Regions from separate parts of the Mus musculus genome. Here all the other regions are linked to region 1. Evidence: chromatin loops called from intact Hi-C (ENCODE). Cell type or tissue: heart. All regions are shown on one strand. Each heading gives the region's core, and the rest is flanking DNA. Links, peaks and the distances in the headings are about the cores only. Region 1 overlaps Muc13 (mucin 13, epithelial transmembrane). Region 2 overlaps Heg1 (heart development protein with EGF-like domains 1). Region 3 has its middle 56 kb from the start of Snx4.

The links. Peaks named below come from ENCODE experiments on the same cell type or tissue, not always from the same donor. Only the 100,000 strongest peaks of a DNase experiment are listed, where the experiment ranks them.
Region 2: it touches region 1 in a loop (4-fold over the local background); 20 of 42 quality-filtered maps call a loop at or near these places.
Region 3: it touches region 1 in a loop (11-fold over the local background); 12 of 42 quality-filtered maps call a loop at or near these places.

Annotation. Positions count from the first base shown.
Region 1 is chr16:33,794,577-33,802,324 of GRCm38, forward strand. It overlaps Muc13 (mucin 13, epithelial transmembrane), which reads left to right. Exons shown (of 12, transcript NM_001382834.1): 2 at 4,357-5,001. Gm15658 (a long non-coding RNA gene) reads right to left here and starts at 1,563. Exons shown (of 3, transcript XR_003951910.1): 1 at 1,169-1,563; 2 at 1-70. In heart, for the core only: a CTCF peak has its summit at 3,539 (motif pointing left); no DNase peak of the experiment used is centred there.
Region 2 is chr16:33,741,563-33,749,310 of GRCm38, forward strand. It overlaps Heg1 (heart development protein with EGF-like domains 1), which reads left to right. Exons shown (of 15, transcript NM_175256.5): 10 at 800-934. Among named protein-coding and RNA genes, the nearest start is that of Muc13, 49 kb to the right of the region's middle. In heart, for the core only: CTCF peaks have their summits at 3,300 (motif pointing left) and 3,602 (motif pointing right); a DNase peak (open chromatin) is centred at 3,210.
Region 3 is chr16:33,303,531-33,311,278 of GRCm38, forward strand. No RefSeq gene overlaps it. Among named protein-coding and RNA genes, the nearest start is that of Snx4, 56 kb to the left of the region's middle. In heart, for the core only: a CTCF peak has its summit at 3,212 (motif pointing right); a DNase peak (open chromatin) is centred at 3,191.

The DNA of each region.
Region 1 (7,748 bases), core at 2,028-4,527:
TAAGAAACTCCTTTTTTGTTATTTTGTGGTTGCTTCTGTAACTTGATAAGTTGAATTGGTATCGTAGTCTCTGAAACAGAAACAGCAGGCTTGATCCTACAACTTTTTAAAGTGGCTGCTAGTCTTGACTTGGGGCCATTTCTTGACTAGCTCAGCTCGGAGATGCTGACATTTTCATCTGTGACCCCCAAGACAGCAGAGGCAAAAGAAGTCTATGGCTGACATTGGGACACAGCAGGGCAGAGGTTTGTCTGAAGTTGGATAAAGATGACTCAGTCGTGCAAGGATGAGGTTAGCAAGCTGGATCTAGATCTGTTCCTGTGATCATCAGAGAGTCAGACCTGGAGGGGTCGGGGATATGTCTGTTTTCACCAACACTTGAAACTGGGGATCTCTGGCCAAAAAGAGCAATCCCAGTGGGGGTTAGAGCCCCTACAGGTGTTCTTCTTCTGGACTAGGGAGAGTTTATCTGGGTTTGAGTAGGTAAGGAATTTGTCCCCCACCCCACCCCATTCTGAGAGAAATCCAGATCTAGACGTCAAATGCAAGAAAGGAATAAGGCATTGGAGGCAGTGGAAGGGGGAAGAGAAATTGAGTTCAATGTAAAGGACCACTTGACTTGCTTTGTTTGGGGGATGGAATCTCGTGCTACCAAGGTTAAACTGAACTCTCCATACAGTAGATGAACTTCTGATCCAACTGCCTTGGAGTGCTGGGTTATAGGTATGAGCCAACATACATGGCAAGATAGGAGCTTTTGAAACCTCTTACTACATTTAATTACCATACATGTGGAGGACATCGGACAACTCCCAGAAAGTGGTTTCTCTCCTCCCACCCCCTGAGTGAGATTGAACACAGCCGGCCAGCCTTGGCAGCAGGCTTCTTTTCTTTCTTTCTTTTTTTTCTTCTTAATTTTTTTATTATTTAAATGCATTTTATACATCAAACACATTAATAATATTGAGTATTTTGAGAATCAAATAACATTAAAAATGTGTTCAACTTTTATATTCATATCCTTTCATACCCTAAAAATATCATTAATGGATATTTAATACTATCCATAAGCAAACTTCTTTCTTTATTCCCTGGACCAATATTTTTTTTTTGATCTGCTTTTAAGATTGGGGGAGAAGAGCTGTCCTAAGAGGAGGGTAGGCCTCACCAGATCTCCTCTGCCAAGCCTGGGTGCTGTGGCCAAGTCTTCAGGTCCCAATTAGAACTGATAAGATCTACGTGATTTTCTGGAGTCACCATGAAGAAGAAATGCCTTCTGTAAGACATAAGGGTACTGAGAAGGGAATCCTTTGCTGGGAAGGCTTGGGGAAATGGCTAGAGGTTAGAGAATTCGTAGTCATGGATCTCAAGGTACCTTAGAGGTGTAGAAAGGAGACTTGGGCCAGAGAATTCCCCCAGCAGGGTACAGGAGCAGGCTCCACACTTCAGAGCTTGGTAGGCAGGGATCCAAATACAGTGTAGTCGGTTACTAGCTGTGGTTTCTCCTTCCGTAATAACAGAGGAGACAGCCCACAGCAGGAAGCTTAGGCTCACAGCACTGTATCTGCCATCGGATCCAATATTTAAACATTTGTGTTTGCTCTTGCTTGCGTATGTTCCATGTCGGTCTCAGCAGTTGAGGACAGGAGGTGGATCTTATACACCTTCCACCTGTCTCACCCAGAAATGTCATAAGGACTTCCTGAACAATGAGGACATGCTCAGATGACATCTTAAGCCCCCTCAGGATCCATTTGCCAGCGTTTTGCTTCCCCTGAGCACTAGGGCTCCTCTTTCCCATGGCATCTAGTGAGAGCCAGCATCTCTTACTATTGAGGACTTCTGTCTGTCAGAAGCATTTTAGTATGGCTCTCAGCTAGCATTGGGTACCATGTGCTCTGGGCAGATGGTGGTCCTAGAGTGTTCTCCAGAAAAGAACCCATAAAAAGAACTTTTTTTTCTCATTTAAGTCAATAGTTGGCACCCTATAGTTGATCTATAGCTGTAGGGTTATTACTGTGGTGTGGGTTAGAAAGCAGCTCTCAGATCTGAGGAAACAGAAAGATGGAAGCTGGGGCTGGAGAGATGCCTCAGTAGCTAAGAGTGTTTATAGTTCTTGTAGAGGACCGGGGCTCACCTCTCAACTGGAACTCCAGTTGTATAGGATCCAATAGCCTCTTCTGACTTCCATAGGCTCATGCATGCCTCTCCACAGACCTCTGACAAAGTTGTAGTTCAAACAGTGCCATGGACAAATCATCTCAACCAATGCCCACGGGCTCTTCACAGGTGGCATTTGTGTCTGTCTCACAGGGTCACATCAGGTATAGGGTAAGCCCTTGATAAATGAGAAAGTCCCAGGAGATGTGAGGCAGTGGGCCACGTGACTGTGGTCAGCTAGTGACGATTTTCTTGGTGATGGAAAAACAATTGCTTATCTCTTTGTCTCTTCTAGTTACTAGTAGCCAAGCCCTGTCCAAGGTGAAGAACTGGGCCTTGCCTGGAGCATCTTATGGTCCCTGGGGGAATCATAGTGAACATTAGCATCCTATATCATAGGGCTTATGAATGGCTTCCTCTCTACAAAGGTTTTCATTTAATAATTTGTATAATCTGTTGTCAATGTCAGAGTTCTTAGAGACAAGAGGAGTCCCAAGAAATGGGTCACTAAGTGGGCGACTAAAAGGTAGTCTTCCAAGCTTCCTAGAGAGTTCTAGGAAAGCGGTAAATACAGCTTTGATGTCTATCACAGTCTTTAGGACATGGACCATTTATTTGTCTTATTATCTCAAAGCAGATGTATCTAGAGAAATGTGTACCAGGAAACAACAACAATAACAACACAAACAAACAAACACACTGGTCCAGCACTCAGAAAGATTGGGAATTTCAGGCCAACTACACTGCATAGCAAGACCTGTCTCAAAAAAACCAAACCAAAATGTGGAAGAACTATAATCAGCACTCGGTGAAGTGTCCAGCAACAAGAGGCTCAGGACATCCTTTGCTATCTATCAAGTTCAAAGCTAGCCTGAGCTACAGGAGACTATCTCAATTTACAAAAGAAGATATCTTTTTTTTTACTCACTTTGTAGACCAGGCTAGCCTCGAACTCAGAAATCCGCCTGCCTCTGCCTCCCAAGTGCTGGGATTACAGGCGTGCGCCACCACTGCCTGGCTTAGTGAGTTGTTTCTACGAGATTATTCTCTCTTTTTTTTTTTTTAAGATTTATTTATTTATTATATGTAAGTACACTGTAGCTGTCTTCAGACACTCCAGAAGAGGGAGTCAGATCTTGTTACAGATGGTTGTGAGCCACCATGTGGTTGCTGGGATTTGAACTCTGGACCTTCGGAAGAACAGTCGGGTGCTCTTACCCACTGAGCCATCTCACCAGCCCCCGAGATTATTCTCTTAAAACCAACTTCTCAGGTTCCCTTCAACATAGAAAACTGCCCCAATGTGGACAATCTGGTCTGTTTCCCTGGAATGTAGAAAGAAGGCACTGCCTGGTGGTAACAGCGCCATCTTGTGGCACTTTCAATTGTCTTCCTCTGAATGTCCTGGGAATTTATTAAACCGTTTTCCAAATATAGATATAAATTGCTATTTCTTGGTATTAATGTCTTCTTTTGTAAATTGAGATAGAGTGTCCTGTAGCTCAGGCTAGCTTTGAACTTGATAGGGAGCAAAGGGTGTCCTGAGCCTCTTGTCTCTGTCGCCAAAGTTCGGATACTGATCTCAATGGTTTTGTTGTTTCCGTTCTCAGTTTTGCAACATGGCCTCATGTAGCCCAGGCTTGCCTCCACAGACATATACCACCACTCCCGACTTGATACTCTTCATGAATGTTATCACCACAACTCTACACTCAGCTAGCTCTCCACAGGTATAATTAAGCTATGTTAGGTGTGGTAGTTTTCAATAATATTTTCCATTTTTTGTCTGTTTTTTTTTTAATTTTGTTATGCTGAGAAGGAGCCACTTTTAACATAATCAAGTATATTCATTTCCCCCAGAAAATCCAAGATGAGTTTTGGTTAGAATGGACAGTAATTGCTATTATTTATCTAACACTCTGTCCTCTGACATTTGGCTACCTTGTTCCCTTAACCAAAATCACAACAGCCTCTGCCTCAAGTATTGTTAACAATCTGCCTGAGAATGTAGCCAATGAGACCAGAGATAGTTCAATTCTGTCCTCTGTGACAACCAAGTCTGACAAGAAGTCTGGGACAATTCAGACCAAAGGGAATTCACCTCAGCCTCCTGAGACAAATCTGTTTCCTAGTGTCGCCAGCTCTTCCATGGTGACTCGCGGCACTAATCCTCCCACCGTGGGACTCTGTCTACAGGTAGTTCATCTCAGGCCTCTAGTACAACATCGTCTTCTGGTGGCACCAGTCCTCCCACCACAGTACAAAGTCAATCTCCAGGTAGTTCATCTCAGGCCTCTACTACAACATCGTCTTCTGGTGGCGCCAGTCCTCCCACCACGGTACAGAGTCAATCTCCAGGTAGTTCATCTCAGGCCTCTACTACAACATCGTCTTCTGGTGGCGCCAGTCCTCCCACCACGGTACAGAGTCAATCTCCAGGTAGTTCATCTCAGGCCTCTACTACAACATCGTCTTCTGGTGGCGCCAGTCCTCCCACCACGGTACAGAGTCAATCTCCAGGTAGTTCATCTCAGGCCTCTACTACAACATCGTCTTCTGGTGGCGCCAGTCCTCCCACCACGGTACAGAGTCAATCTCCAGGTAGTTCATCTCAGGCCTCTACTACAACATCGTCTTCTGGTGGCGCCAGTCCTCCCACCACGGTACAGAGTCAATCTCCAGGTAGTTCATCTCAGGTCTCTACTACAACATCGTCTTCTGGTGGCGCCAGTCCTCCCACCACGGTACAGAGTCAATCTCCAGGTAGTTCATCTCAGCCCGGACCAACTCAGCCTTCTGGTGGTGCCAGCTCTTCCACCGTGCCTAGCGGTGGAAGCACAGGTAAGAGTGGTCCCTGAAAATCTCACTGGGGTACAGAGCACCGAAGTCTGTGATGTGTCAGTATGTTCTGGTGAGGAAGGGGAATGGTACCGAAGGAACCCCTAAGTTAGCGCTCAGTTATATTCTTTCCCTTCCTGTCCCTTAAGCTACTTTACAACTGTGGAAGATGCTCTTTTAAGTTTGGTCTTTGTGAGAGCTGCCCATAGGAGAGCTGGAAGTAGTTTCAGGTTCTCTGAAAAAATACAGGTTAGACTAAGTGCTTGCTGGCTTGTCAGCCACACTGGGCCTTAAGGAAGAAATCGGCTCTACCCTGGAATCCGTCAGGATGGTGGCTGATCACAGTTCCCACACTAAGTCAAGCCTTTGAATTTGGGCCCAAGGGTTAAGAAGCCAAACAATGACTGTCCTCAAACAGTTGATGGCTGACTAGGGCCAAAGTGTGATTGGCCATAAGCAATGATACTAAACCACTTGACAAGTTCTCCAAACTTGATCTAGAATGAGTGTCAGCAAAGTTTATCAGAAAAAAACAAAAACAAAAACAAAAACAAAAACCAGAGAGTATATATTTTATGCTTTGTGGGCAACATGTGGTCTCTGTTGAAACAAAACAAAAGCAGCCGTGTCAATGTACAAATGAATGAACTTGGCTATATCCCAATAAAAATGTATTTATAAAAATAAAGGGTTGGTTAGTTACAGCTCATGGGCCATAATTTACCAAGCACTGGCCTAGAGGACTCCCCAGACTTCAGAATTTAGAGTTCAAATACATCACGTCATTCTAGGAAAAGGAAACTGAGGCCCAAAGAGAACAGTGACTTGCCCCAAAGAGATCATTTGTATCTCCTTGCACTTTTGATCTCTTTCCAAGTTTTCCTTGACAGATATCTAAGAAATCAGTTGGGTCAGTCATTAGAACCCAGCCATGTGGGCAGCTGTGGTGGTCTTAGAAACGGGAGCTTCTCCAGGCCATTTCTGCTTCCTCCACAGCAGTCCTTCATGACTCCTCATGCTGGCTGGCATGAGGCAAACTGCTTCTCTCTTGGCTCCAGTGAACTCACTTAAGACCTTGAGATTAATGTTGGGGGTGGGGGGAAATGCCTTTAATCCCAGCACTTGGGAGGCAGAGGTAGGTGGATTTCTGAGTTCAAGGCTAGCTTGACCTATAGAACAACCTATAGAACAACCAAGACTTCACAGAAATCCTGTCTCAGAAAAACAAAACAAAACAACAAACCATTCCTTTGAAACTAAGGAGTGATGCTCATCCCTTCCACCTTTAAGGTCTAACGTGATTAGCGTGACTTAATCATTCCTCCACCAATCACTCTCCTGAGTTTGCCCTTTATTTCCAGAAAGAAAGCATGTCTTGTTGTCCTGCGTTGCTTGTTTGCTGTCCCCCAGAGAGAACCCGCATCCTATCCTATTTCTCCTTGCTATGGGGCTGAATCCTTTTTTTTTTTTTTAAGCCATTTAGTTTACTTAACATACCTGGCTTTGCCGGGTGTAGTAGCACACGGGTAGTCCCAGGGCTTGGAAGATTGAGACAGAAGGATCAAGTGTTCGAGGCTGTCCTTGGCTATGTAACAAGTTTGAGGCCAGCCTGGGCTCTAGGAGACGCTGCCTGAAAAGTTTAAAAGAGGAGCCAATGAGATGGCACAGCTGGCTAAAGTGCTGGAGTTCCATCTCCAGAACCTACACACATGTGCCTATTCATCCATCCCACAGGAAACGAATAAGTGAAAGAATTCTTTTAATTAAAAAAAAATCCAATAAAAGGAAAACACAGCAGGCCCACGGTTGTGTCAGTAAAGCTTAATCAGGACAAAAGGGTAAGCAGTTAAAGCCCGTGTCCTTTTCCCCTAAACTCCATGGCCCTTGGAGAACTCTAGAAGCAACCTCTACTGCCAGTTCCTGTGTCCCCCTTCAGAGACAACCTAAGCAAATGCAATAAGTACAACTGCTCTCTTGTCACAGAGGAGCATGTCACGCATACTGGGTCTTAAAATTAGCTTTTTGAACTGGGAGAAGTGGCGCACGCCTTTACTCCCAGCACTCAGAAGGCAGAGAGGCAGGCGGATCTCCGAGTTCGAGGCCAGCCTGGTCTACAGAGCAAGTTCCAGGAAAGTCAGGGCTACATAGAGAAACCCTCTCTTGAAAAACCAAACCAAACAACAAACAAACAAACAAAAATTCTTTTTGAAAAAGCTCCAGAATTTGTGGAGATGAAGAAAATAGTGAACCAGTGGCTGAGGCTATAGCTCAGTGGTAGAGCATGTGCCTAGCATGCATGAGGGCCTGGTTCAATCCCCAGTCCTGAAAAAAAAAACAGAAGAAAGCAGGCAGGCCAATCGAGATCACCATGTGCTCGCCTGTAGATGTCCCTCCTCCAATCTTACTAGTTTCCTGGAAATAGGGCCTGAGCCATGTGTGTCCAACCCAGGAATCTAGGTCAGGGTGCAGGGTCCATCGTAATATTTCTTTGTTCTGAATCCTCCCTTGCAGAGTCAAGGGTGCAGCATGTCCTTGATGCTCCCCCTAGAAAACTACTACTGGGTTGCCCAGGCCACTCTACCCTGAATGGACTTGATTTCACGGGAAGCTAAGCAGGTTGGACTTGGTCCGTACTTGGATGGGAGGAAGTTCACTAGGTTAATCTGCATTCTTCTTAATTGTTCCTTTTCTTTGTTGGTTATTTCTTTTGAGAAAGAGTCTTCTTCCATAGCCCAGGCTGGCCTGAAACT
Region 2 (7,748 bases), core at 2,044-4,543, 53 kb before region 1:
GCCCCCAAATGAACACAAAACCAGCCTTAAAACTGGGTTCTTTCCTCGTCTGCCTGTTTCTCCTGGTGATGGTGTAGCGACTGATCAGGCCAGTAGGACTTCCCCACCCCCACCCCCACCCCCACCCCCACCCCCACCCCAGCACATGCTCACCTACTGGTCTCTGTGCTGCAGATCCAGTGCTGAATAAACCTTCCTAACACTGTAGTGGGGAGACAAACAGACAGACAGACAGACAGACAGACAGACAGCTTCCTGCCAACCCTGGGGAATCAGATTACCATACAAACCTCGTTCTATAATAAGCCTCCAAAAGGCAACACACTGAGAGCAAAGCAAGCTGCCTTACCACAGAGTGGTCCTGGGCCCCTAGGACACAGAGCCCGGACATGTTTCCACTTGAGACTGGTCTGACTGTATTGGTTGGTTTGGGTCCAAGCTCCTGACTTCCTAAGAACATGGTCACATTTTCTGGGTTTGTTCCAGCCCCACCCCCCACCTCCCTTACTCCCAGTCCTTAAACGTGAAGGTACAGAATACACCAGGCTGCATTTGTAGGTTGGGCAGCGCCCTTTCCTTCCTCAGTTTGGTTTCTCCATAGGGAATGCTTGTGAATATTTATTTACTGGCGGTGACCAGGGAACAAGAGGTAGAGACTGTGTAGGGCCTCAGAGGACTATGGTTCCAAGAAGACTCTGGGAAACTCTCCCCTGAGCCTATTGAAATAGCAAGTTCATGCGTCATAAGGTGTGAAGAAGAGGTTTGGTTTGGTCTCACTGCCTTGTTTTTCACATCCCAGCGGGCAGCTTGTGTAAGCGGAAGAGTCCAGAATGTGACAAAGAGACCTCCATCTGCACCGACCTGGATGGTGTCGCGCTCTGTCAGTGCAAGTCTGGCTACTTCCAGTTCAACAAGATGGATCACTCTTGCCGAGGTAACTTCGGGTCCCCAGCAGTTGCGTGGCACATGCTCTGCAGCTGGTCTCTGCTCTAGGCAGGAGCAGTGCATTCCCTGCAGGTGGTCTCTGCTCAAAGTGTGATGCTTCTAAACTGGGGGTTACTGGCTCTATTTGACCAGCAGCAGGAATGAATACAGTGTTTCCTTGCAAGTATCTCCTGGTTTGTGGTGGTCTAGCCAATACCATTTAAAAGGAAAGGAAAATGGAAGCTATCACAAGGTCCCCTTTTCCCTCCTTGCTGTTAGAGGAAGTTAGAAAAATTAATTCTCTCCCCAAAGTGTTGTCTGTTAACTGCTTATCACTAAAGGTAGAAATACAAGTACTGATCTGGGCCTGGGTCTGTCTGGGGGCACTGTGGCTTAGTAGTGAGTATACTCAATGATGCCCAGGACACCCGGCTCAGAGCCACATTCCGCCTCACTAAACTGGTATCATCTTGAGCAAGCACTTCATTTCTCTAAACCTCAGATTCCTCTTCTTTGAAATGAGTGTGGTCACTTTGTTAGATGTCCCGAGAAGTACAGCTGTGACTCAAGTTGGGCTTTGTAACCCACAGGGACTTGCTTTTGTGTTTATCTAGGTTGTTGATAATTCAATGGGTTATCATTTTAAAGGTTGCTTGGTATATTGGAGAGTAAAAATCTAATTCTGCCAGCCTTTGGGAAGAAGCCAAAATGCACTCCATTTGAGACAGAGACCACCACACTCAGTGAATGTGGTCCAAAAGTTTCCCCCAAATTAGTTTTATTCAGCTTCAGAGTGCTGTGTCCCCTGGCTTCAAGGACTGCCACAGCCTGTGACGGTCAGGAAGGGTGTTAATACAGAGGCTCCTTTTTCACACACAGCATGGTCTCCAGTTGTAATGTGAAAGGCACAGACTTCCTGGTCAGTCAACACCTTGCTGGCGACAGATGTGCTGAGATCCAGGTGAAAAATCCACACAAGGGCAAGGTGACAGGCCACTATTCAGTCAGGACCTATGCTGTGAGGACTCATTTCATCAAAAGGATATAAAAATATGTCTGGGGGCAGCACTTTCATCCTGCACCATACATAGATCTGCTGACAGTGTTACGTTTAGACAGAAACTTCTTCAGAGGTGGGCGGTGTCAGCTCTCCACGTGGGACCTACAGTAGGTTTGGAAGAGCACCTGCTTTCGGAATTGGGCTTCTGGCCTGGCATGATTGGTCCCCGACATCCCATTGCCATGCCAGACCGTCGCTTTGCCACAAAAGAAATAAACGTCCCTAGCTCCTTCTTACCTGCTTTCCTGCCCTTCTTAAAAATGAGGGCTGGAGCTCAGCTGCATGTGGGAAAATGACACCACTGAGGCCGTGTGTGTGGTGCTATGGTGCTGTGTGCCATGGTGCCTGTGACACAGGTGAGCAGGACTGTGGGCGGGCAGAGGAGCTGGCCTCAGAATTAGTCCTTCAAGGATGGCCTTGCCTTCACCCTTGCTCCTGACTGGTTTGGACCACTTCTTTCTACTTCCAAGTCAGCAATGTCCTAACCGTATCTTACAGACAAGCGTAGCTAGAGGTTACCTTGGCTAAGCCTCTCTCCAAAACAGTGTTTCTCAACCTTCCTGATGCTGTGACCCTTTAACACAGTTCCTTATGCTATGGTGACCCCCAACCATAAAATTATTTTTGTTGCTACTTCATAACTGTAATTTTGCACTGTTACGAATCGTAATGTAAATGTCTGTTTTCTGATGGTCCTGGGTGATCCATATGAAGGGTTACGTGAGACAGGTTTTGAGTACCACTGCTCTTTATGGACAGCTCCTTTGATTTTGTATGTAACTTTGAAAGTATGACAAAAACAATATAGAACTGTCTTGTAGGAGACAGTAAGAGGCATCTGTGTATATATGGGTAAATACCATATAAAACCTTGGCAATCTATAACTTGAATTGCAGAAATTTAGAAGAAAAAAAATACACATTTCGACCCTCTGTTTACACAGAGATTTGGCTGAATTTGAGATGACTTGTCGGGAGAGGTGAGAAATGGTCTCCCCTTCTAACCCAAGCCCTTCTAGAATTCAGTAGATAGCCCAGCTAGCCTCAAGCTCACGATCTTCCTGTCTCAGGTGTCACCACACTCCTGTCTAGGTTGTCATTTTCAGGATGTGTGCTTTAAGTGACACAGGTATCCCCAGCCTTATGCTTACAGGTAATGACCAAGCAGCAGCACGGGGAGACCCTGATTAGCCTTGGGGCCCGTGAGGTGCTTCCTCAGTGGGGCAGGGCCAGCAGTCTTCTGATGATTGGATCTAGTAGGTTTGTGGACTCCAGCCCTGTCCGATGGGTTAGCAGTGACATCTTCTGGCCATTCGTGCTGGAGTGCACTTACTGAAAATTAAAATATGTGTCCTTCCTGTATTCCTTAGCTTCCTCCCACCACACAAGCATCGATTCTAGCAACCTTGTTGTACCCTCTGACCAGGCTGAGATTAGCATTTTTAAAGGTCTTTTTTTGTGGGGGTGGGGGTAAGGGTTGATTTGTTTTTTAAAATAGGGTCTCACTATGTAGTCCTGGTTAGCCTTGAACAGAGATCCTCCTGCCTCTGTCCTCTTAGCTCTGGAATTAAAGGCATGCACCGTCACATAAAATTTTAATTTTAATTGTGTTTGTGGGCCTTAAGTGTTACATGTGTGTACAAGTACCCTAGAAGTCCAGAAGAGGGCACTGTATCCTCTAAAGTGGGAGTTACAGGTGATTGGGGGGGGTGGGGGGCGGAAACTCCTGTCTCCTGGCATAGCAGTGAGTGCTCTCAATCACTGAACATTCTCTGCAGCCAGGATTCTAGCAGTCTTAATTTTTTCAGATGGCAAGTGCCTTAAGACCCAACATTGAATGTAGGAAAGGTCAAGTGTCTAATGAAGTGGGCCATAGGACAACAGATACAGCTTAAGACCATCCGTGTCCTGCAAAGGCGTTACTAAGTGTTACTTAATATCCGGCAAAGGAGTTGCTAAGTGTTACTTAGTATCCTGCAAAGGCCTTACTAAGACTCCGCTGTGTACTTTAAGCTTGGTTTTGCTTTTTCCCTAGGCAGTAGGCAAAGCTCAGTGCTGTATATATGCAAATTCTTGCCACAATCGTTCTGTCTCTAGTGCTCCGGGTCAGAGTCCCTCTGTGATGAGGAACTGAAAGTGCCTTTGCGGACAAGATTTTCCCAAGAGCAGCAGTCACTCAATCATTGATAAGTGATGGATACGCCCTTTAAAAAATACAGTTTAGGGAGAAAAAAAAAAAAGTCAAGCCAGGCAGTGGTAGCATATACTTTTAATCCCAGTACTCAAGAGGCAAAGGCAGTTGGATCTCTGTGAGTTTGAGACCAGTCTGGTCTACAGAGAGAGTTCTAGGATAGCCAGGCTACACAGAGAAACCCTGTCTTAAAAAGCCACACACACACAAAAAAAAAATCTTTTTATATATATTTATTTGTTTGGTCGTTTGTGTGAGTGCACATGTGTGACTGAAGGATAATCCAATAGCGTTGCTTCTTTTTCTACCATATGTAGGTCCTGAGGATTGAACTCAGGTCATCAGGCATGGAGGTAAATGCCTTTACCCACTGAGCCACCTCACTAGCTTGTGTTCTTTCAGTTAGAAAAATATCATTGGGGGCGGAGGGGGGGTGGTCAAGATTCTTTTGATGTTAAATGAAAATAGCCCAAGCCGTCAGCTCGAGCGCATAGGCTGGACAACAGATGGGCCTTGTGCATAGTTGGGTGACAGCCAGGCGTGGAAAGCTCCCCGCTCAGCACGTGAGGTTGGGGAGGTAGACAAATGTAAAAATGTCTTCAGGAACAAGTGTTTAGAATAGAATGGACTGATGAGATCAGCCTACCTTGATGATGAGATGGGTGGAGAGGTGAACAGTCCCAGTGGAGCACTCCTGTAGTGAGCAGTCCCTGTGGAGCACTTCCCTGGAGCACTCCTGTAGTCTGAGCCTGAAGTCATCCCTCATCGGCTTCCCACTGGAGCATGCCTCAGAGGCCCATAGTAGGAGGGGGACCTGAGCGAGGGCATGAAGCTTTCTACTCAGGCCAGGAAAAACCGGGGAGCACTCTGCTTGTTCCATAGAGGAGGACCTGCCTTCCTGAGGCAGAGAACTCAGGGTGTCAAAGATTAGGGGATAAATCCCAGCAACCACATGGTGGCTAACAACCACCTGTAATGAGATCTGATGCCCTCTTCTGGGATGCCTGAAGACAACTACAATGTACTTACATATAATAAACAAATAAATATTTAAAAAAAAAAAAGATTAGGGGATTCAGCCTCATCTTATCTCAAAATAGGACTTGACACTCTATCTTGCTGAATAAAGGATTTGAAACACCTATTGAAATTCTTATCATGAGTTGGGCAGTGGTGGTGCACACCTTTACCCCAGAACTCAGGAGGCAGAGTCAGGCAGATCTCTGTGAGTTCAAGGCCAGCCTGGTTTACAGAGTGAATTCTAGGACAGCCAGGGCTACACAGAATAACTCTATCTAAAAAAAATTTTTTTAATAAAATAACAAACAAACAAAAACAGAGACATAGAGGGAGAAGGAAGGAAGGAAGGAAGGAAGGAAGGAAGAAAGAAAGAAAGAAAGAAAGAAAGAAAGAAAGAAAGAAAGAAAGAAATTTCAAGTAAAGAAACAAGGTTTTTACATATTAGGGGATCAGCAGGATGGCTTGGTGGATAGGGATGTGGGCCTGATGAACTCAGCTCAATTCCCATATCCCATAAGAAAGAATTGACTTCTGAGGCTTAACCTCTGACCTCCACATGCTCTGTAACATACACACAGCTGTACACACACACACATACACACACACAAAATAAAAAATAAAATAAACAAAAATGAACCTGAAACGGTACTGACTGGGCAGGGAGAATGACATGAAAAAGTCATTTACAAAAGAAGCACAAATGGCAGTAACTTATTAAGAGGTGTTCAGCATCCCTAGTCATCAGGGAAATGCAAATTAAAACCACTTTGAGATAGCACCTCACCCCAGTCAAATGGCTGTCATCAACAAATCTGACAGCAAATGTCAGAGGATGTGGGAAAGGAAGCCCTGTGGGGGTGCTGCTGGGGGTGGGGGTGGGAGGGCTCACACCAGTACATTAGTATGGAAATCAGTTCAGACGTTCCTTAAAAGATTAAAAATAGGACTACAGGAGTCAGCTATTTCACTCCTGGTATCTATGCAGAGAAGCCCGTGTCCTACCGCACAGATGTTCACACGCCCATATTTATTGTTGCTCCATTTATGATAACAAGGAAACGAAACTAACCTAGGTGTCCATCAACAGGTAAATGGATAATGAAAAATGTGGTGCATACACAAAATGAAATGGAACATTACTCAACTGTAGAGAAAATGACGTTACAATATTTGCAGGAAATAGATGGCATTAGAAGGTATAATGTTACGCAAGGTCACCCAAATTAAGAAAGAAACACAACCAAACCAAACCACATGTTCTCTGCCCTTATATGCAGACCCTGGCCTGTAATGTATACCATGCAAACAGTGTCAGTGTGGGTGCAGTATCACATTTAGAAAGGAGACCAAGTAAGGATGAGGAGGGTCAGAATAAAGGCAAAAGGGCACGGACCATGAAAGAGATCATAAAGCTAATTATTTTTCTAGTTTCAGCTGTGTTGAACTTCTCCTTTTTGTGGTGGATAAGTGCATGAAAGATGTAACTGATAGTTAAAGTATAAAACCCTAAGTGAGGCTCTACGGCTTCAGCCTAGAAGGTCTAACTGTATTGAAGTTTACAGAAATGTATAGGATTTGGATCAGATCAAGTGTGTATTTCAGCAGGTAGCTGAGCCAGTGATGGTTTTGTTTCTAATTTCATTACAATAAAGTGATTTTCTTTTTGAGATAGGGTCTTTCTTACTGGGTAGCTCTGGCTGGCCTGGAAATCAAAATACAGACTAGGCTGTCCTCAAACTCACAAAGACCTGTCTGCCTCTGCCTATAGACAACTGGGATTAAAAGCATGTACCACCACACTCTGATACATTATTATTTAAAAAAAGAAAAAGCAATCAAAGATTTGGCTGTTTAGGTATGGCACAGGAAAAAAGGGGGTGGGGAACAGACATAGTCTCATGTACCTGTGACATCAGCCTTGGGACGCTGAAGCAGGAGAATTATGAGTTCCAAGACAGCAAACGTTCCTATTTAAGAGGTAAGTCGGATTAAGAGAACACTGGCTACTTTGTTGAGACTGGAGGGACAGGGAACATGCAGAAAGCTAAATAGTGTATTTGCCCAGGAAGGCCATGCATTTCCATGCAAGGTCTAAGATCAGAGACTAACCAGAAAGATCATGATCAGATCCCACGAAGTCCAGAAAGCACACTAGTGTGGGCCAGGAGATCCCGGTCTTTTTAGGCATTGAGGCCCACAAGAAGTTTCTCTGGGCACGCTCACCAAGAAGTTACTATGATACTGTAGCAATGTGGTCCATGGCATCCTGCAATGGGGATTTCTTGTGGCTGCTGCTGAGATTAAACAGTCTGTAGCCTGATCTACAGAGAGTTCCAGGACAGCCGGGGCTACACTGAGCAAAACCCTGTCTTGAAAAACCAAACTGGGCTGGTGAGATGGCTCACTGGTAAAGAGCACTGACTGCTCTGCCAGAGGTCCTGAGTTCAAATCCCAGCAACCACATGATGGTTCACAACTATCCCTAATGAGATCTGACACCCACTTCTGGTGTGTCTAAAGACAGCTACAGTGTACTTACATATAATGAATAAA
Region 3 (7,748 bases), core at 1,871-4,370, 490 kb before region 1:
TGCCACTTCCATTGCCTTTCCAACAGCCTGGGAGGCTGAGCTGAGACTGGCCAAGGTTACTGTGAGGCGGGTATGGGAAGGACTCAAGGAAACAGGTGACTAAGTGCAGCCGGGATGAACGTTGCTGCTCAGTTACCCAGGCAGTTACGGTTACGATAACTCTCCAGTTCCTTCCTAAACATGAGCTGGTATATGACACCCTGGCCTGTGAGCTGGAGGCCAGTGACCTCTTACCGGTGGCTTTAGAGCAGTTGTCCTACATGAGCTAGGCCCCAAACAGCAGGCTTCCTAGTACCCCCATTAGGAACTGGAGGGACCTCAGGAATCGCCCATATCCGCCTGACCCTGGAGCCCTGGGCAGCTCAGGTTCAGTTTGCGATGGACACCAGCCCAGGAGTAACTGAAGCCCCCTGTCCTCTGGGAGAGGTGGAAACTGAAGCTCTTGGGGGAGCACCTGTGTATCCATGACAGGGACACTGCCTGAACGAAGGCTGGCTAAGGAAGCAGCAAAGGGCACACCTGGGAGGCAGTGTGCAGACCTCAGGCCTAACTTATGTGATCATAACAAAAATTCTAGATAGGGGAAGGTATGGGTGTGATCTCAGCACTCGGGAGATGGAGATGAGAGGATTGTTGTGAGTTTGAACTCATCTGGGTCTACACAACAAGTGACGGGCCACCTGGGGCCACTTAGCAATACCTGGGTCAGAAAAGCAGAACAGCTCTGGGGACTGGGAAGCCTAAGATGGAGAGGCTGTATCTGCCATCTTGATGAGTCAGCACATGGTAGAAGACAGACTACAGAGGAAGAGGGGAATCGGAAGTGGAGGGGACCCTTCCTTATGTAGAGTATGAATTCATCCTGGGCTAGATGCAGCCTGTCTCAAAAAACGGATGGGTGGCTGGGTGGGCGGCCAGGCAGGTGGGTAGGAGGATAGCATAAGAGACTGGGTGACTAAAAGCCTTTCCATAATCAACATTAACCAATTCCTGGCCCAACGCCTCTTTTTGTTTGTTTTGAAATAGGGTCTTTCTGTGCAGCCCAGGCTGGCCTCAAACCCAGAGATTCTCCTGATTGTGCCTCCGGAGTGCTGAGGGTACAGGTTTGTATGCATCACCACTTCCGGCCCAACCACCTTTTAACACTGTTGCATTGGGGGTTAACATCCAAGCACACAAACTTGGGGCACCACAGCATCGGCTTCTCATTGCTTCAGGCTTTTGGAAAGGCCACTTCGATTGCCTGACTTGGCTCAGCTTCGGTCCCCTCCTGTGCCTAGACGTACGGTCTCCCCCATTACCTCCTCTGGGAGAGCTTCCCTATGCTTCTGTTCAGAAACACCATGGCCTGAAACTGCTGAAGCTCCCCTGGAGAGGACGCAGCCTGAAGTGCTTGAAATGGCTGGCTTGTAAGTATGGAAAGAGCTCAGAGGATCAAATCCTGGTATGCATTAAGGATAGCTATAGGGACCAGGGGTCAGTGCACCCTGTGGGCCACTATGGAAGCCTCTAAACTGGAGTCCAAGTATTTTCCTTATTGTAATCTGTTTTGTTCTCCCTCATCTATCAAGTATAGTGTAGATGTGTCAGAATCTCCCGCATCATTAGATGTGGTGCACATCTGTCATATTAGGAGTTAGGGGGCTGGAATAGAAGGATCAGCAAGCAATTTGAGTCCAGCCTGGGCTACACTGTGGGACTCTGTCTCAACAAATAGTGCTTCTCTTCTACAGCAACACCCAGCTGCCTAATTTCTCGTTTTCTTTTCTCCATTTTAACCTACCTTAAAGGTATATGTCCTTTGCTTTCTGTTGCTGTGATACAAGCATCTTGGGAATAATAGGTTTATTTGGCTTACAGGTGTCAATCCATCAAGGGAGCTCAAGGTAGGAACTGAAGTGGAGACCATGGAGGAACACTGGCTTTCCCACAGGAGCACTTCAGCTGACATTTCTTATACAGCCCAGGCTGCTACCCAGAGAAGGCACCGCTCACAATGGGCTGGGCCTTCCCGCATCAATTAGCAGTCAAGACAATGCTCCCAAAACATATCCATACGCCAGTCTGATGGAGGCAGTTCTTGAACTGGGGTTTCCGCCTCCCTGGCATGTCCAGTTGGCAACCATAGCCATGCTCCCTCCCTGAATCTTGGTCAGTGAACTCTGGGGTTCACCGGTTACTTCCTCCTCAGTGATGGGATGGGATCCTCAGTGTGCCCAGCTTTTGGGGTGGATTCTTTGGCCCTTGTGTCTGTGTGGCAAGCGCATTAGCGACAACTACCTCTGCACCCCTTATTTTTGTCAGCATCTTGTGTAGCCCAGGTTAGCAAACTCCAAGTCTTCCCATCTCAGCCTTCAAGTTTACAAGCATTACAGATGTGTGCCACCATGCTCAATTCATTTATAGATTTATAAAATTGGAATCTTCAGCTGTCTTCTGCTGAGTCATTCATTCTTAAAATCTTGCAGTGTTTTTGACTTAGTGCCCCCTTGTGCCGCCATCCAGGCAGCCCTCTCCCAGTCCTTGGGCTCCTGGCTGACTTTCTCTTTATTTGTTAAATATCACTTGCTAGATTTACCCACACCCCTCCTGATCGGGCTCTCTCTCTCACCTCTGGTCCACAGTGCCTGACCAACGTAGACTTAGGTTGTGCCTGACAATGTAGTGCCTGTCTGTAATATCACTGGGGTCAGTGACAGAAACCATGAGACCAGGAATCTATAAAAAAACATCTGGGAGGGGCTGGAGAGATGGCTCGACAGTAAAGAGCACTGGTTGCTCTTCCAGAGGACATGAGTTCAACTCTGAGCACCCATGTGGCAGCTTATAACTGTCTATAACTCCAGTTCCAGAAGATCTGACACCCTTATGCCAACATACATGCACATAAAACACCAATGCACATTAAATAAACAGACTAATAATAATACTTAATAATAATAAACAGTTGGAAACCACTCCGTGAGAGCAAGTTCTCCACCAAGACATTGAATAATTACAGGACACTAGGCATTTGATGGTCATTGGTTCTTTTGATTGTGACAATCTCCTGCCCCCATATAGAGAACTTTCTATTTTAGTATGTAGAAATTAGAATTTAGAGTAAACCTCGGTCAGGCTGGCTACCTCACTTATAGGCAGTCCCTGAACTCTAGCCCAGGGAAGGAACTCTGGTGGCTGTCCCATATGGCCAGCCCTGCACTCTAGGAGTGTGCCACTAGGTGGCAGCAAAGCTAACGGACCCAGGAGAAACCTCTGGTTGAAACTGGTTTTTGTTTTATAAAAGTAGCACGGACTTTTATTGATGTGACTAAAACTAGATTATTCAACAAAATAAACATTAACCAAGCAGGCACAGTCCATGTGGTAAAAGGGCAATAAAGTAAACAGACCTTTAAACTTGGACCTTTCTACCTACATTTTGGCAATGTAATTACTCAGAGGAGACTGTCTTCTGGGGACTCACCAGGCTTGGATGATACCTCACTGTCCTACGCAGTGAAGCCTTTTGAGGGGGAGTTGAGCTTGCCTGTCCTCTAAGGAGGGCTTCCAGGGAGAATCCAGGTGCTCTACCACTGAGCCACACATCCTAACCCAGTCCTTCTGAGAATAGGATTTGTCATGTTGTCCAGGCTGGGAATATACCCGAATGCCTCCAAAAACTATTTCAAAAAGAGAAATACACACTCCACTTGGGAGAATGAAGAGATGAGAAGTTTTCACACTTTTAGATTAGAAAGATGGTATAGTATGTCCTTGTGTTTTTGTCTTGGATATTTTTGTTGTTGTTATTTTATTGGGTTCTTATACCTACCACACTTCCAGTCCTTATTCCACCTTAATGCCTTCCATCCTCCCACCGCAACACTAGGTAAGAAAGAGGTTTAGAAGGGAAAGGTATAGACCTCTTTATACTACTTCCTGCTGACTAGGGGCATTGGGTTCCGTGGCAAATCCAATCTCTATCTTCAGGACATCTCCAACCAGCAATCCAGCAATAGCAAGTGCAGCAGAGCCCAGGAGGAAGCAGGAGGAACCAGAAGCAGCCTCCACACGCGTGCTCAGGGCTCTCGCATTTATACCCTCTCAAGAGTCGCCAGAATTCCAAATATAAACAATTTTTTAGCTGGCAAAGATCACACCCCTCCTAGAATATGAAAAAAAAATCACAGCAGCTGTGGACAAACTAAAGGAACCTCTATCCCACACCTGAGATTAAAACAAAAACATGCACATAGCATAACTGGGTTTTTTTTTTTTTTAAGAAACCAAGATTCACCATATATTCTTCAACACACACACATCATGAAGGACTTAAAAGGTTGTTTTTCTGCTTGCCTCTGCTGACAAAGCAGTTGGCACGGAGCCAGACCATACCCACTCAAGCCTCGAGGACAGGGTACTTGGGACTGGCACACAGACATCTCTCTTCACATGGTCAGCCTACGAGCAGCCCGGCCCCACACTCAGTGTTTTGCGGACAGAGATCTTTGAACTCACAGCATGGGTTGGTCACTGGCAGGTGCCGGTCTCATCGTGCTTGTCTGTCTACTCCACAGCCAGAGGAGAAGCTTCAGGCCCCAGACATCACTGTAAAGCTGGAGGCTGCTCCTCCCTGCAGCTGCCAGCACAAGTCAAATATGGCCTAGTGGTCCACAAGTGCCAGTCGCTCGGCTGGCATCAGCTCTCCCCTGAGCCATGGCCACCCCTGCTCTCTTCACATCCTAGTCCAGAACCTGACAGTCTGGGGATGGTGGCCCATGCCTCTGATACCAGCCCCTGAGAAGCTGAACAAGAGAGGCTATGTGACTTTGAGGCCATCCTGAACTACGTAGTACCAGGCTAACCCAGGCAACAACATCACAAGAGCCATGCATTTTCTGTGTTCCTAGCAGGGCCTCTCATTTCCTTGAGAAAGCAACCCCATTTCCCCAGAAGTTGTGAGAAAGCTTGAGGCCAGAGAGGGAAAGTGACTTTGCTATGTTTACACACAGGTCTTCCTCATATGATAACCAGTCCCTGTTAGAATGGGAGGAAGGGTCAGGGAAGGGCAGGCCAGTGAGGTTTGTGTCTGGAACTGGGCTCAGGCTGAGCCTGCTGGTGGTGAAGGCTAGAGAAGAGAGGAGCAGAGGCTCATGGGAGACTGCGTTTTCATTTTTGATGGGAGCTTCCCTCATGAGCCGTGCAATTAGGCACTCAATGAATCTGAAACATTGCCTTTTTGAGGATTTCGAAGGAAATATCCCATCCTGGCTGCTTAGAAACTCAAACCAGAACCAGAAGGCTGGGGGCTGTTGGAGTCCATTGATTTGCCTCGTGAGTTGACATTAATTTGTAGATTCCCCATTTGGGGCCCTAACTAGGCATAAAATGAAATTAACTAATTAGTACAAATGTCTGCAAGTGCTAACAGAACAATTACATGAGGAGGGAGTGGGGAGAGGGAAGGGGACTTGACAATTGAGTTCTTTTCCCAGTCAATGCTGAGCTGCAAAAAGCAGAAAACTAAGCTTGGCTACAAACAGCTTGGGGCCATCGTGCAGTCCTATGCATGCAGATGGGTCCACTCCCAGGTCACTCCACCTGCTCATCCTGACCTTGGTAAAACTTGAAATCTACTTGCTACAAAACCCTAGGCCCGTCTCTTTGCTTTATTCCCTGAACCCTGGAGCAGCTTAGAACATCTGGCTTCAAGGTGCTGGGTACCCATGAGCCCTGGGGGCCTGAACTCAGGCTGGAGTGTCTCAAGGTGGGGGAGGGGCACCATCTGGAAGCCCTTCATGGTAGGCCAGCTAAGAAGCAGCTAGAGAGTAGAGTTGTGTTTGAGAGGTGAGCTACTCCTTCCATTTTGCTATGTTTTGGATCTTTTAAAAAGAATTTATTTAACTGTGCAAGGTAGCGCATGCCTTTAATTCTTGCACTTGGGAGGCAGAGGCAAGTGGATCTCTGTGAGATCAAGGATAGCCTGGTCTACATAGACAATTTGGGATCAGCCAGTGCTACATAGTGAGACCATATCTTAAAAGAATATTTATCATCATCATCATCATTATTAGTGTGTGTGTGCGCGCACACACACACACCACCACCACCACCACCACCACACACATTCAAAGATCAAAGGACCACTGAGAGTCAGTTTCTTTTTCCACCATGTGGAGCCCAAGACAAGGATCCAACTTAGCTTGACAAGCTTGGTGGCAAGTGTCTTTATCCTCTGAGCCATCTTGTTAACCTATGCTTTGGTTATATGTAAGTACACTGTAGCTGTCTTCAGACACTCCAGAAGAGGGAGTCAGATCTTGTTACAGATGGTTGTGAGCCACCATGTGGTTGCTAGGATTTGAACTCCGGACCTTCGGAAGAGCAGTCGGGTGCTCTTACCCACTGAGCCATCTCACCAGCCCTATGCTTTGCTTTTAATACTTAGTTGCCAGCCATGGCACTCACTATGGGAAGGTGGTTGAACCTTTAAGAGGTGGAGCCTAGCAGAAGGAAGTCAGGTGATGGATGTTCACCCTTAAAGGGAATGCTGGGACACTAGCCCCCCCCCCCCCACCCTTCCTGGCTGCCCAGAAACAGGGAAACAGCTCTCCTCTGGTTCATACTCTCCCCTGTGCTGTACTGCCTGACCAACAGGCTCAAAGGGGTGGAGCCAAACCACAATGACCTGAATCCACGTATCAAAGCAAACCTTTTCTTCTGCTAACTTGCTTTCCCCAGGCGTTTAGTCACAGCCACATGGGGTCAGTGAAGGTAAAATAAGGCAACTGGATCAGCAAAGTCAGCCCAGCTGGGATGTAGTTAGAGCAGCAGGCCCCCAGCCCCGCCTACACCTGTGGGTCCAGCGCAGCTGGGGTGCTCCCAGCCCTGTGCTGTTCTGAGTGGCCAGGTGACTGAAGGTGTACAAAGCCACCCAGAGCTATAGAGGTAAGTCTGCTGGCTCAGCACCCATCATACCTGCACCATACTTTGCCCCTGGCCATTTGGGGGACGGGGACACCTAGGGCTGGGGTGGGAAGGAGGCCATCCCTAGGAGGCAGCCTCCTCGCAGTTTGTACACTGGCTACCTAACCTGCTCGCCCTCCACCCAGCCCTGGCCTGGCTCTGGTCTGTTCCGGTCCCTCCATGGTGATCTGCAGAGACCTGGAGATGCAGAAGCAGGCTAGCCCCCACCCAAACCCCCTCAGCGCAGGAAGGTCAATCAGTGTTGCCGTTGACTAAACACACAAGTGAGAGGCAAGGAGAGAGGACAGACACCTGAGGACCACCCAGCTCAGCCTCCCAGGCACTGCATGAGACAGACTCTGTTATCCTCTATGTTTTGCACATGAGGAAACTGAGGTTCAGAGAGGCTGGCCTACACTCAGTCCCAGTCCTTGGGGTTGCACAGGTGGGGATTTGTGGAACTTGGGGCATTTTATCACTCCAGGGACCGCTGTGGGCGTATGAAAGGGTGGTCACCTCCATGTCTCCTGAACATACAGCAGAGCCTTCAAGTAGAATCTGGCCAGGACTTTACTTAAAAAAAAGAAAAAGAAGGAGGAGAAGGAGAAAGAGGATAGGGGAGGAGAACAGGGGAGAAAGGGGAAGGGGGAGAGGGTGAGGAGGAGGAGCAGAAAGAAGGAAGAGGAGGAGAACTGGGTGTAAGTGTGGCACAAATGTATAATCCTAGCACTTGGAAGTTAGAGGCAGAAAGATCAGAAGTTCAAGGCTAACATGGGGTTATATGAGATTCTGTCTAGAAA